Linked DNA regions of Mus musculus: region 2 is linked to region 1. A link is a contact called in ENCODE Hi-C or POLR2A ChIA-PET data. All regions are on one chromosome and are shown on one strand. The core of a region is the stretch at or near the end of the contact, and the rest is flanking DNA. Distances in the headings are between cores, read along the strand shown. Region 1 overlaps Mbnl2 (muscleblind like splicing factor 2). Region 2 overlaps Mbnl2 (muscleblind like splicing factor 2).

Region 1 (5,826 bases), core at 1,242-3,741:
CCTACCTCAGGCTCCCAAGTGCTGTGGGAACATGAGAATTATAAGCAGGCGCCACGATGCCCAGCTGGTCTTTCTATAGTGTTTCAGTTAAACTATGCTCTCCCAAAGTATGTATTAAATTCATAATCTCCAGTCCCTCCGAATGTGCCATTATTTGGAAAGAGTAATTTCTGATTTAATGCATTAAGATGAATTCTGGAGAAAGTAGAGCCCCTAGTCTAAGGGAGGGCGAGAGACACTCAGGAAGATACCATCACAAGAAAGTGAGGGAGAGAGCCCACCACATGACTTCCATCTGCAGAATGGAGGTGTCGATGGTTCGCTCCGATGGGGACCTTTAAAGGAACATGGGGCTCACTGGAAGAGGTGAGAAGTGAACCCCTAGGTGGGGACAACTTCTGAGAGCCCATGCCTGAGCCTGAGACAGGAAGCAGCAAAACCAAATGTTGTCATGAACCCACAGTTAGGGAGCAATGGGCAGATGAGGGGGCATCAGAAAGAAAAGAAAAAGCAGGGGACTGAGGGCAGAGAGTGAGTAGAACAGGGTGGCAGAAGAAAATTCTAGCATGACCAGGGCTGAGCCATGGTCACATTAAAGACAATGGTGATGTCGGGAATGTCAACGATACTGAGGCCACTGGAGTTCCCATTGATAGTGCGCAAATGAATCCTCTACTGGCTATTATAGCATTTCTGCTCCGCAACAGACAGAAAGCACACCAGGAGCTGGGACAGAGGGTGAAATGTTCTCCTGCGGTTTGGGAGTTTTGGGCTCGTGAAGCACTGACTTCCAAGGTAGAGAGTACTGAGGGGGTGCACAGGGGGGTTATTATATTATAGAGGGGTTATATAATAAACTGATCTTTTATATAGGAGGTCGAGTGATACCTGGAGTCCCTAAAACATGACATGAAGGGAACCCACGACACTAATATAGTATTTGCATAACACAAAGAAAAACTACCACACGTTTATTCCTGGGGGGCAGTGCATGTTAACATTTTTTCACTTCAGTGTACTAAACTTACTAAATATGAATACTGTTAACATAGTGGGAATTCTAAGATTAATTATACCGAATTCCACGAAAGGAGCTGAAAAACGAGTGGGTAAATATCAATTTGGGAGTCACTCTCGAGGTCAGGTCAGGTCTCCCGCATTTATAAGTTTGGTGATCACAAGGGAAATATTTAATTTTTGTATCTATATCCACATGTACCACAATGGCCTAACATATGTGTCTGGCAGTCATTAGAAAGTCCAGACGTTCTAGCCATGGTGCTACATGGCTAGAATGATTACTACTGCAAAGTTTAGACTGTCTGAGATGGTATTTGTAACTCGGGTCAAAACTAGGCACGTAATGTGCAGAAGACCCAAGTACTTAAGGGAAATAGGTAGCCTCCGCTTAAATAGGTAGCTGGCTGAGAGTCCAGCACTCAAGTTTCAGGTCAAAGTCAATCATATATTTTGTTTTAAGAGAATTCTCACTTTTTATTCTGAAATTGTTACCCATGAATTGTAAGCCTGAACTTCATTTGCATCAACTAGCTTACGGCTAGTCCCCCATGCATAAAGAGCAAGATCGGTTTTCCTTAGAAAGGTGAGAGGGTTAGGACAAGGCTGTGTGGTAACAACACACGCAGCTCGAAAAGCCGATGGCTTGTGAACATGTCAGTGAGGCACTGTACAGACGTCCATAGTCCACATCTTCAAATTCCCGCAGAAGGCTTCCTATTCTTAAACTCTATTGTGACCTTAGCACCTGGTTCACAATGCATGGTACAAGGAAAGGCTGAGTACTGTATAGCATCCAGGGGACAATTCACATAGATTATAGTAAGTGCATACCCAAGGTACAGCACACCTTGTACTATCTATCATACACTGTCTGAGGGGCTGGCACGCTTTAGGGCTGAGCATGTGCTAACCGTCCACAGACAGTGGTCATCTCTTATACGTAAGACACCATTCTAGGCTCAGGGACCCTGCAGTGATCTTAGCAGACAAGATCCTCATCGGAACTCAGCTCTGGTTCTCCCAGAATGGAGGAAGTCGACTGGTGAGATGCCAAAAAGCAGCAGGCCTGGGGAGGGGTAGTGGGATCTCGGATGGTGGAAATGGCAGAAAGCTTCACGAATAAACTTACGTGCTTTCCACAAGCTGCTATGAGGTGTGGTAGGACAAACTGCTCACAGAATCTGAGGCAAAAAGAGCTCTAAGCAGAGCAAAGGTCAAAACCAGCCCAGAAGCAAAGCCTGCTGGGCACTGAGGGAGAGCAAAGACCCCAGGCAGCTGGGAGAGCAGACCACTGTCCGCGGAAGTCAGGTGGCTGGAGGCTGATGACTTCACTCTCTCACGGCAGGCTCACTGGGATGCGGACGACTCATCGCAGGATGTGTGCCATTCTATCTTCTGTATGAGGCCAGAAGCCACTCAGAGATCTGGAGCAGAAGTGTCATCCGACTGAGGTGCCAAAAGAATCACACCTTCTTTCTGGGAACTGGCTTCTCTGTGCATGTGGTGCGCACGCGCATGAGCGCACCCCAGGGATGCCAATATACGTGTGTGCACATGGAGCTTGTTATTTCAGCTAAGCTGGCTGGTGAGTGAGCCCCAGGAATCCACCAGCCTCTGCCTTCTCCAATGCTGGGGTTAGGAGCCACGAGGTCATACTTGGGCTTGGTTTTCATAAGGGTGCTTGCTGGTGAACCCCCACCTCCACAACCACACCCACAGCCCCCCGCGCCACCCCTGCCTCCATTGTGTGGTGCTTACTCCCCAGCCTACCAACTAATTTTAATTTAGAAAGGTAATATCTAAGTTTCTAAAATTTGTGTAAACAGTTTTCCCAAGTAGTCTAGGAATATTTTCACCCAAAATTAGCAACACGATTTCATTAGCTGGTTTTCCATTTAAAAGCTCTATTCAACTGTTTAAGAAAACTGAAACCCTTAGTTTCAGTAAATATTAAATTTTAATTCATGTATTTCTTCCCAGATGTTCCTATTTACAAAATAGCCCAGATTGATTCCTGACAGTTGCAAGGAAAAGAATCTGAATACAAAATTCCCAAACACTGCTGTCTCAGAAGAAAGCTGCTCCAGGATTGACAAGTTGACCCTCAGGTGAGATGGGTTAACCAGGTCAAAGCCAGAGCCTGGCAGTAGATGAATTCTCTGCCCATAAAACAATTTTGTCCAGCTCGGCTTAGATGGAGTCACCCTAACTGGTGAAACAGTATTCCGGAATAGAAACCTGTCCTTCCAGAAAGCGTGCGTGCGTGCGTGCGTGCGATGTCGGTTCAGCGCTGAACTGGACCTTTCAGAATGAAGCCACAGCTGCTGGTATGTATATGCTCACATCGACAGCAGCCGCACAATACAGAAACACCACTGTCAGAACTACGATGTATTTTTCCAAGACAACTTTTGTTAAAGCATCTTTTTATACATACCAGTTTCCTTCCAACCACCCCGGCAAACACTTTTTTTTTTCTTTAATGTCCACACATTTATTTTAGCGTGTACTTTGGGAAAATTTAACCATATGTACAAATATAACAACAAGGAAAAGAAGTGTGCGGTCCCTTTATTGACACGGCAACAGAGATTCCTCTCATGAGTACAAACACCCCATAGTGCTTATAAACATCTTCTAGCAAACGGCATCAAAATCTCAAGGATTATAATTGTTTTTTGGTTTTTTTTGTTTTTAGTTTTTTTTTTTTTTTTTTTGGTTTTTCAAGACAGGGTTTCTCTGTGTAGCCCTCGCTGTCCTAGAACTCACTCTGTAGACCAGGCTGGCCTCAAACTCAGAAATCCGCCTGCCTCTGCCTCCCAAGTGCTGGGATTAAAGGCGTGCGCCACCACCGCCCAGCTGGACTATGATTGTTTAATGCCGTGACTGATATATAGGACTGAGGAGCCACCATTCATCACTCCAGTCATCCTGACTTTAGACACAGCTTCCCTTTGAGCCTGTCATCAACACCAGAGGCAGGACTGGGAAACTTCTGGAAGGCAGAGGAACAGCATTGCTACCTTCTGACATGCTCAGCCTTGGGTTAGGGCCTAAGGATGTGGGGAGTCACTCAGAGGGAATACGGTACCTCAGGAAGTAGGAATGGCATCAACTCTAAATGGGAGGAAACTGAGTCAGGGAACTAGAATAACGTTCCTGAAGAGAAACGTGGGGGCAGGGAGGGGTCGCTGCGAGCTTCTGCCCACTGTCTCTGTTACAGACAGCGTCTCTGGACAACATTGTCCTGTTTAACACAGATCTTGAATACTCTGTACCCCAAATGCTTCCGTCTACAAGCACACTTCTCCTGATTTTAAATCTTTTTTTTTTAAACCACATTCTGACTGTACCTCATCCCATGAAGTCAGACGTAGAATTTTCTACTGATGGAATTATGTCAGCGATTAAAACATTTCGTACTTTGAAGGTCTGGATAAGGGAGGATCAACCAGTGTTAAATGAAAGAAAGATAGGCAGCTTCAGGGGGATTAGCCTCGTCACTTTTCGGGCTACTCTTTGCTGCATCTGTAAGCTGTGTGTCCTGTTGTAGGGACTTCTAATCTTTAAAAAAAAATGACGCTTCAATATGAGCACACCAGTGTGCTCGGGCTGTGCAGATCTCAGCCATTTTTGCCAGCGTGTATTCTCACTACTGCTGAGGGCAGAAAGTTATTAAGTCATAAATAACCCAGAGAAGGTAGGGAGGACGGTGAGCAGTTTTCAGATGGAGGCCCATCTTGCACCTGTGCCTGGAGGGCTCCTTCTACATTCTTTACAGTTTGATAACTCTAGACTATATGACTTCGCATTCAAATAAGTCACCTGCAAGTCCACAGTTCTCAAACGGGACTGACAGCCTGGAGCAGTACCCCGAGGTGCTCCCACACTTGAAGGAGGGTGCTCCCATACTTCTGAAAATGGATCTGAAAGTCTCCTTTCACCTGTCTAATGCTCAACAGCCTCCTGGCTTCTTCCTTGAATTCTGTGCTAAACCTAAGGTCCGGCGTGATTCAGGACCCACTGTAGTTCTGATGGACCCATGGTGATGTGGTGAAGCGTAAGGATTGGAGACCTGACTGGGAGGTTTTACTCGGAGATAATCAAGGGGCACTGAGCCTCAGCAGTCAGAAATAGCCCCCCTACCTTTCTTTAACTTTAGGATACTTACTAAAACAGTAATATTTGATGTTATGACCTTTTAGTAGTAACAAGAAAACAAACTAGCACACACTGACTTAAAAAAAAGAAATGAAAACTTATAAAAATACCAAAAAAAGATGTCAGGAAGGCAAAACCAACGATGTCATCCAACTCAAAAATGATGTCAGGAGGGCATAAGCAATTAGGTCATGTATGTCAAAAGTATCAGTATAGTTTTTCTAGATGCAAAAGCCTATAAAGTGTAGCTCCCCTCTGCCATTGGCAAGCTGGGTGACCTTGGGTCACTCACCGGCTGGGGTCCTTAGCAATACCTCGAGAGTGACAGGGATCTTGCGCATTCGTTAGGACACTTCTGAGTATGCATTTAATGTGACAGATTTTATATGGATAATGTCATCAGTGGGTGTGTGGGTGGTGTTATCTCCCCTGGGGAATTGAGAAATAGTGTCTTATATCTGAGGCTTCCAGAAGCCAGCTTTGAATGTCCACTGCTTTTACAGGACACTTCCATTGGTGAGGGGTGAAAAGGTAAGTTCAGATTGCCTTTCCTCTCTCAACGAAAGGGGAAATAAAAAATGCAGAAATGGACTTAAATTACTACGGTTCAGATCAATTATGAGTTATCTGTCTAGCTTTTGCTTA
Region 2 (6,447 bases), core at 1,150-3,649, 38 kb before region 1:
ATGCCTTTATTTTCGTGACAATTTTAGGTAAATGAATTAAAAATAATAAATGGAGAAGAAAGGTAGGAGTCAAAGCACTTGCATCTGCCATCTCAAAGCCTATGTGAGCACAGGTCCTTGAAATAAATTGTGACTGCCTGGCGGCTTTGGCTTCCCACACTGTGTTGCCTCATGGTGGGGAAGAGCATTCACTGTTGCCTTGACTGTCGAGCTCCTCCTCCTCCTCCTCCCCTCCTCTCCCCCTCCTCCTCCTCCTCCTCTTCCTCCTCCTCCTCCTCATTTTATAAGTTAGAACTGGAAACCTGCCAGTCTGGAGAAATCAGTAAAACCAAAAATAACGCCCGAGTTCTCTGGAGATTCAGGGAAACAAATTTCCGGGCAACAATTGCCTCCTTTGAAAATTTTCCCACTTCTATTTTTTTTTTTTCAACTAAAATGTACGTGTCTTCTGAGTCATGTGGGGTGTTTGTTAGTGTAGACCACGATACCTATCAACCTAACAAGAAACCTGTCTAGTAGCGACCTGTCTGTCTAGTGGCGACGCATGGCTTTTTTTTCTGGCGCAGTGCTCATAAATGTGTGCAGTGCCGGGGGGGGGGGGGGGTGGTGGTGAAGAAGGGTGCATGAAATATTCACAGCATGGCTCCAGGGATCTTGCTGTGGGGGAGGGGAGCCCTCTTTTGCTCCTTCATTTGCAGAGACCACAGCGCTGAAGCCGACCTCATGCAGTGAAGGTCACCAATGGACTTCTTCCTTCCCCCTTCCCACGAGAACATGCTAACCCTATCATGTGCCATACACTATGCCATGAAATGGTAAGTAAGATTCAGAGTGTTGAAACGCCAGGCACAATGGCACACGCTTGTAATTCTGGTGCAGGGGACATGGGGACAGGTAAGTGGAACTTCGGGGGGCCTATGGCTAGCCAGCCTAGACTACTTGGAGATTTTCTGACCCATAAGGCATGCCGTATCGAAATACAACATAGATGGCAACTGATATTCTTCCTTGGACTCCACATGTGCACATACACATGAACACAAACACATGAACACAAACTCTCTCTCTCTCTCTCTCTCTCTCTCTCTCTCGCACGCGCGCGCGCGCACACACACACACACACACACACACACACACACACACACCAGCTTCGCAATGGTGAATGGGTGAATGTCACGGAGGGTTAAATACCATTCAAACACACTGCCAGGAACTTGCCAGCCTTAGCAGAAAGGGCTGGTCATGACGTTACAGCCCTAATCAGATTACGCAGTTAAGGGCACAGGGTCCTGGTAGGAAGTCAGAAGTGGCTATTTGAAGAATAAATGTTTAGCTAATGCTGGCCACCATTTTATCACCAATTGTTACCAACTCTAAAGGCTGGTCATTCTCCAAGGACGGGCTGTCTATTCAGAGGTACGCCACAACCACACAACCCCTGCTACGTGGTTATCAGGCAGGTTAATCACCTGCCTCAGAGTGAGGGGAGGGGTACTTCTGGAACTCATAGACAGACAGACAGACAGACAGCCTTAAAGGCTGACATTTAGCAAGTATGCACTGGTGTGTCTGTGCCATTTATTAAAACACAGGGAATACAGTTTTAGACAGAAAATAGGCACATTCCCAAGCCAGATGCTGTTAAGTATCTCTGCCACTCCTCTGTCCACACACACCAATGCCACCTCCAAATTTTGGTACTGACCAGTGCAGGACCTCAGCCATCAGACAGTTAAACTCAACCTATCAGGGAGCCTTCAATACGGAGGTTCCTTGCGTTCTGATTGGCTGATGTTCAATAGATAGGTACTTAAGGTAACTCGACTGAATACCACATATTTGTGATAAAGTCACAATGCATGATTGTTCCTTGTACTGTAGGTGTGAATGCTTTCAGGAAGGGGAAGGGACAGTGCTAAGGGAAAGGGTGGGCTAAGGGGGAAGAAAGACATGAGGAGAGGGGAGAAATACTAGAAAATAAGAAAGCACAGAGACATTTCAACAGTGCCATCATGCTGAATCACAGAAGAAAAGAAACACTCTTCTCAGGTTGCTTTGGACCACTCAGTGGTCTGGCAATGACCTACAGATGCAGCTGAAGTAGAGGGAGCCTGCGCTTTGTTCAGAAAAACCAGGCTGGGTAGGTGCAGGGCAGGCATGGCTTGCACCATAGCACAGGCTGGGGCACTGTCTGGAGAAGAAGTGTGGCAGTTACAGGGGACGTGGGGTCGGGGCTTAGTGGTGTGTGCATCCCTTTACCCATCCCACAGATGGTTTCTGAACATCTGTTTAATACCAGAAGCTGGGGTGGAACTGCACACAGGACGGGACGCTGTGGCCTTGTCCTTGACGGAAATAGCAGGGAGTTATGTAATACTGCACCTATCATGTTGCAGGCAGTTTCTAAGCACTTTTCAAAGATCATTCCTACTTAATCTTTACTACAAGCTCTTAAAGAGGTACTGTTAATAGCCCTGTTTTATGGGATGGAACAGAGGCACGGGGAGGTGAGGGTAACAACGTCCCAAGGCCATGCAGCTCAGAAGCAGCAGACCTGTGCTTCCATCCAGGCAGACTGGCCTCAGATCCCTTCTGTCACCCCCTCTGCAGAATCAGCCCTCTGCAGAGCCATTTTTAAGAGACTCACAATGAAACAATCACATCACACCTAGCAGAATAGTCTTCACACACTGTTACATTGTTACACTATTATTACAGCTTCACAACACCCGCGTGACTGCTACCCCAACTTAAGGGTAAGGAAGGAAGGGTTTCAGAGAGACTTCAGGGACTTTCCAAGGTCAAGTCAAAGTCAAAGATCAAACAGTGTGTTTTGATCTGCCATTACTAAACCACGAACCTTGTACATTGCCTCTTGGGGCTGGTGGAAGAGGTTCCCGAGTAACAGATTTTTGGCTCCACATTTGAAAGCTAGTTTAAGGAGAACAGATGACGTGATATTATTATGAACTTTTGGGTAGGCATAACACTGGCTCAGCAATGTTCTACATTGAATTGTATTTCCATGAAAAAGATAAACTGAGGTCCTAATACCTACTACCTCTGGAAGTGACAGTGACCTTAACTGGAGCTCACTGAAGACTAAACGGACACCAGGTGCTTAGCTGAGCTGATCCAGCATGACTGCCGACTGTCTGAGCTCCTTTACGTTTCATTTACATTTTTTTCCTAACCAGTAAGAATTGTGCCTGCACATACTGGGCAAGTCTAGTGTTTCACCATCAAGCTACATCCTCCCAGACCTCACCTGACTTCGTAAAACAAAGAAAAAGCAAGCGTGAGAAAAGATCTCACCAAGTTGTCTGTCTGCCTCGGCGGGCACTGAATTTGTGATCCTCCTGCCTCAGCTTTCAGAGTAGCTGGGAGTACAGGCCCATGCCATCCCATCCAGCTACTTGTCAAACGGGAGATCTGTACAGAGGGAATGGGGTGAGGAATAGGAAGGGGATGGTGACTCTAAGGCAGGGAACATCTGCGGTCCCCAGACAGGTGAGAGGCAGAAAAGTGATTCTTCCTGGAGGTGTGAGAGGGACCATGACTTTGCTGATGTTGACTTTGGACTGCCGGAGTGGATTTCCATTGCTTTACGCCATCCTGTCTCCAGTTCTTGTTATAGCAGCTGCAGAAGCTAACAACCTCTAAGAAACACACTTTCTTTCTGGGAATGGAGAGTCCCATCCCTACGGTGTCTGGCTCTGCAGATAGACTCCTTTCTTTAATTAACTTGGGTAATGAGATCATCTTGCTTGTTTAGAAATAAATGACCACTGTTTGTAAATCTTTATCAAGCCCAGTGATTTTTCTACCAATGAAACTAGTCGGTCTAAAAGCTACCCAACTTTTCATATGGAAAATCTAATAGGAGAGGTTTATTTTAGGAGCAGACAGTGTTTCACTGAGGAGCTCATTAGCAATTCAGGAAGGCCTACTGAGTCTCCGAAGATCTGCTCTCCAAGAGAAATGTTGGGATAATTCTTAAATTCTGATGACAGACAGTGACTCGATAAAAAATGGTCCTTGGTATTAAAGTTGTATAGGAGGAGGGAGCCCGCCAGTAAAACGGAAGGGAAAGCGAACAGATAAATTCAGGGGGGCAACATTCTGCGGTTACCGTGCACACACGAGCCAGGCACTTGTACAATCTCAACCTGGAGGTGAGGCCACCTTCAAGGGTAGCTTGAAACAGGGAGATGGCGGAAGGAAAGAGAAATGGGAAGACACTCGCCTGCTTAGGCACCGCCTACTGCTGCGGTCATCTAACACAATGATTTCTCCTTATCCTGATCAAGGTCCAAGTTCCTAGGACAGCATGACCCAGAAGTGACCCTGACTTTCTGTCCTGGATGTGCAGCCTTGGTGCCCCAGTGTTGAAAAAAACAAAGCAAAACAAAACAAACCCACAGGGTTACTTTGCTGGCCTTGCTCTTCTGCCTCCCACCAGCCATGTCTACATACTGGAGAGCGGAAACTTACGTGTGAATATTCCACGTGGCTTCTTCTGTCTTTGCTACCAAGTGTGGGGAGCTTGATTACCACAGAACACCCTGGTTACACACCATGTTTTCTTTCTCAAAGCCCATCTAGACTCCTCTTGCTGTGGCCCATCTGGACACAGCATCTGTGGCCGTTTCTCAGACTTCTTGCTCTTGACTGTTTCTCTGAGATGGATGGACCCAGACAACTGTGTTCACCACCATCAAACTTGATGGAATCCAAACAAACACGGAGCAAAACATCACTCCCTCTCCCTCTTCAGACTTTTGGGTGAACTGGAATAAATCTTCCTAACATTGGGACCCATCCATTGTTAAGAGTTGGGTATTTGAGAACAGTCCAGAAATTGCCTGTCAAACTGATCTATTTGCAAACTGAACTGATTCGTTGTTAAAGAGAATAATACTTTTGAAAAAGAGCATTATACATACATACATACATACATACATACATATATACATACACAGACACATATGTATATGGTAGTGATTCTTGATAACATTTGTTGACTGAATTACAACAAATACACACCGTTTTGTTACTAATCATTAAATGGTTCTTTTCAGCTGCATCCTTGAAATTATGCTAAATGTTTTGCTTAGTAGTATGAAGACACCTCCACTTGACAGATGGCAGAACAAGGTCCTGCACAGGCTATGTCACATACCCTTACAAATACAAGTAGAAAGAGGCAAAGCCAAGATGTGAGCACAGCACAGTGACCCCAGAGCCCTGTTCTTGGCTCCTGTCCTGTCATATGTTCATATCATCACTGGAAATTACACCGATTCAAATCTTGCAACGCACCAAGCACAGTGCTAAGTGCTTTACAGAGATGGCCACAGATTCACAATTAGTCTGCGTGGTGGGGCTTATTTTTCAGTTTCAAGTATAGGAGCCAAGATGCATGGAGGTTAACTTGCCCAGCGTCATATGCTGTAGTGTGTGTAAGGGGAAGGTCCCAGATCTCATCCCACTCAGCCTAGCTTGAGCACCTGCTCTGAATATCTATCATTGGTTCCTGCCATGTGTCTGGAACCATGCTAGGGTCAAGGGCAGACGACAACAAAAAATGAGATGCTCCCACCCACGAGGAACTCTAGATACACAGACCTGTAATCTGTAGACATGGGCATGGAAAGGAAGGACAGCGTAATGATAAGTTATATGTGAGTCTAACATTAGCCGGAAGGGTCCATATAACTTCATAAATCATGCATCTTTACAAATTCAATTAAAATGATGGAGTATATTTTATAAGTCTGGTTGGATTTTAATACGTCAAACTAACCATCAGAGAGAACGACCCTACCAGGCTGTTCTGCCCTTTTTTTTAATTTACTGGAGCTGAAGGTGCTGATAACAGGCTCTGGCCTGTCCCATTAGGGCAAATCTGAGGCCCTAGATTTCAGGCATGCAAACCCGGAGTAACTCTAGTTATTCTTACACTTGTACCTTTTAGACATCCATCAGTGTTTTCTTTACTAATAGCCAACACCTAGAAGGAGGTGTCTCTCATTGATTGCTGGGTAACAATCTCCTCTCCTTTCTCCCATTTTGAACTGTCTGCCAAAGTCTAGCTCAGCTGACCTGTCTCCACATGATGGACGCCCCACCCAATCCCTAGGCTTCTTGAGAAGGCAGACAACCTGTGTTTCTGCGCACTTCTCCCTTTGCATGTCTGGATGGCACTTGATCCCACGGTCAGTGCTGACCAGGCTACCATCAGTGTCGATGCCAGATTCCATCTTGGATGTACTCTCTAAGCTCCTTGCAAGCAGAAACTCACTCAAACTTCCAGGAACAGCCAACAGCAAGGAACACATGGCCCCAATGACTCCTGAGTCTGTGTTTGCTGAATAGATGAGTTTTGAAAGACAGATTTCTCAAGGCAAGAACTTTGTAAACTTTGGGGGATGAGTGAGACCAACG

The links. A loop is a pair of places that touch in the nucleus more often than their neighbours do. ChIA-PET counts read pairs that join two places held with the same protein, here RNA polymerase II (POLR2A).
Region 2: a loop to region 1 is called in a map of adrenal gland, with 2.0 times the contacts of the local background. The contact joins two enhancer-like sites. A Hi-C loop is called at or near these places in 2 of 37 maps with a recorded cell type or tissue (T-helper 17 cell and adrenal gland). POLR2A ChIA-PET finds 5 or more read pairs at or near these places in 3 of 5 experiments (Patski and embryonic stem cell).

The regions. Positions count from the first base shown.
Region 1 is chr14:120,327,292-120,333,117 of GRCm38, reverse strand. All of the region lies in intron 2 of Mbnl2 (muscleblind like splicing factor 2), which reads right to left. Among named protein-coding and RNA genes, the nearest start is that of Gm52122, 10 kb to the right of the region's middle. Within about 2 kb of position 2,491, at least 1 of the 3 ENCODE cell types and tissues checked has a DNase peak (open chromatin) inside an H3K27ac peak, as active enhancers do.
Region 2 is chr14:120,365,048-120,371,494 of GRCm38, reverse strand. The region is part of intron 2 of Mbnl2 (muscleblind like splicing factor 2); the gene reads right to left. Gm26679 (a long non-coding RNA gene) reads left to right here. Exons shown (of 3, transcript XR_003951152.1): 2 at 1-6,447. Among named protein-coding and RNA genes, the nearest start is that of Gm26679, 21 kb to the left of the region's middle. Within about 2 kb of position 2,399, at least 3 of the 3 ENCODE cell types and tissues checked have a DNase peak (open chromatin) inside an H3K27ac peak, as active enhancers do.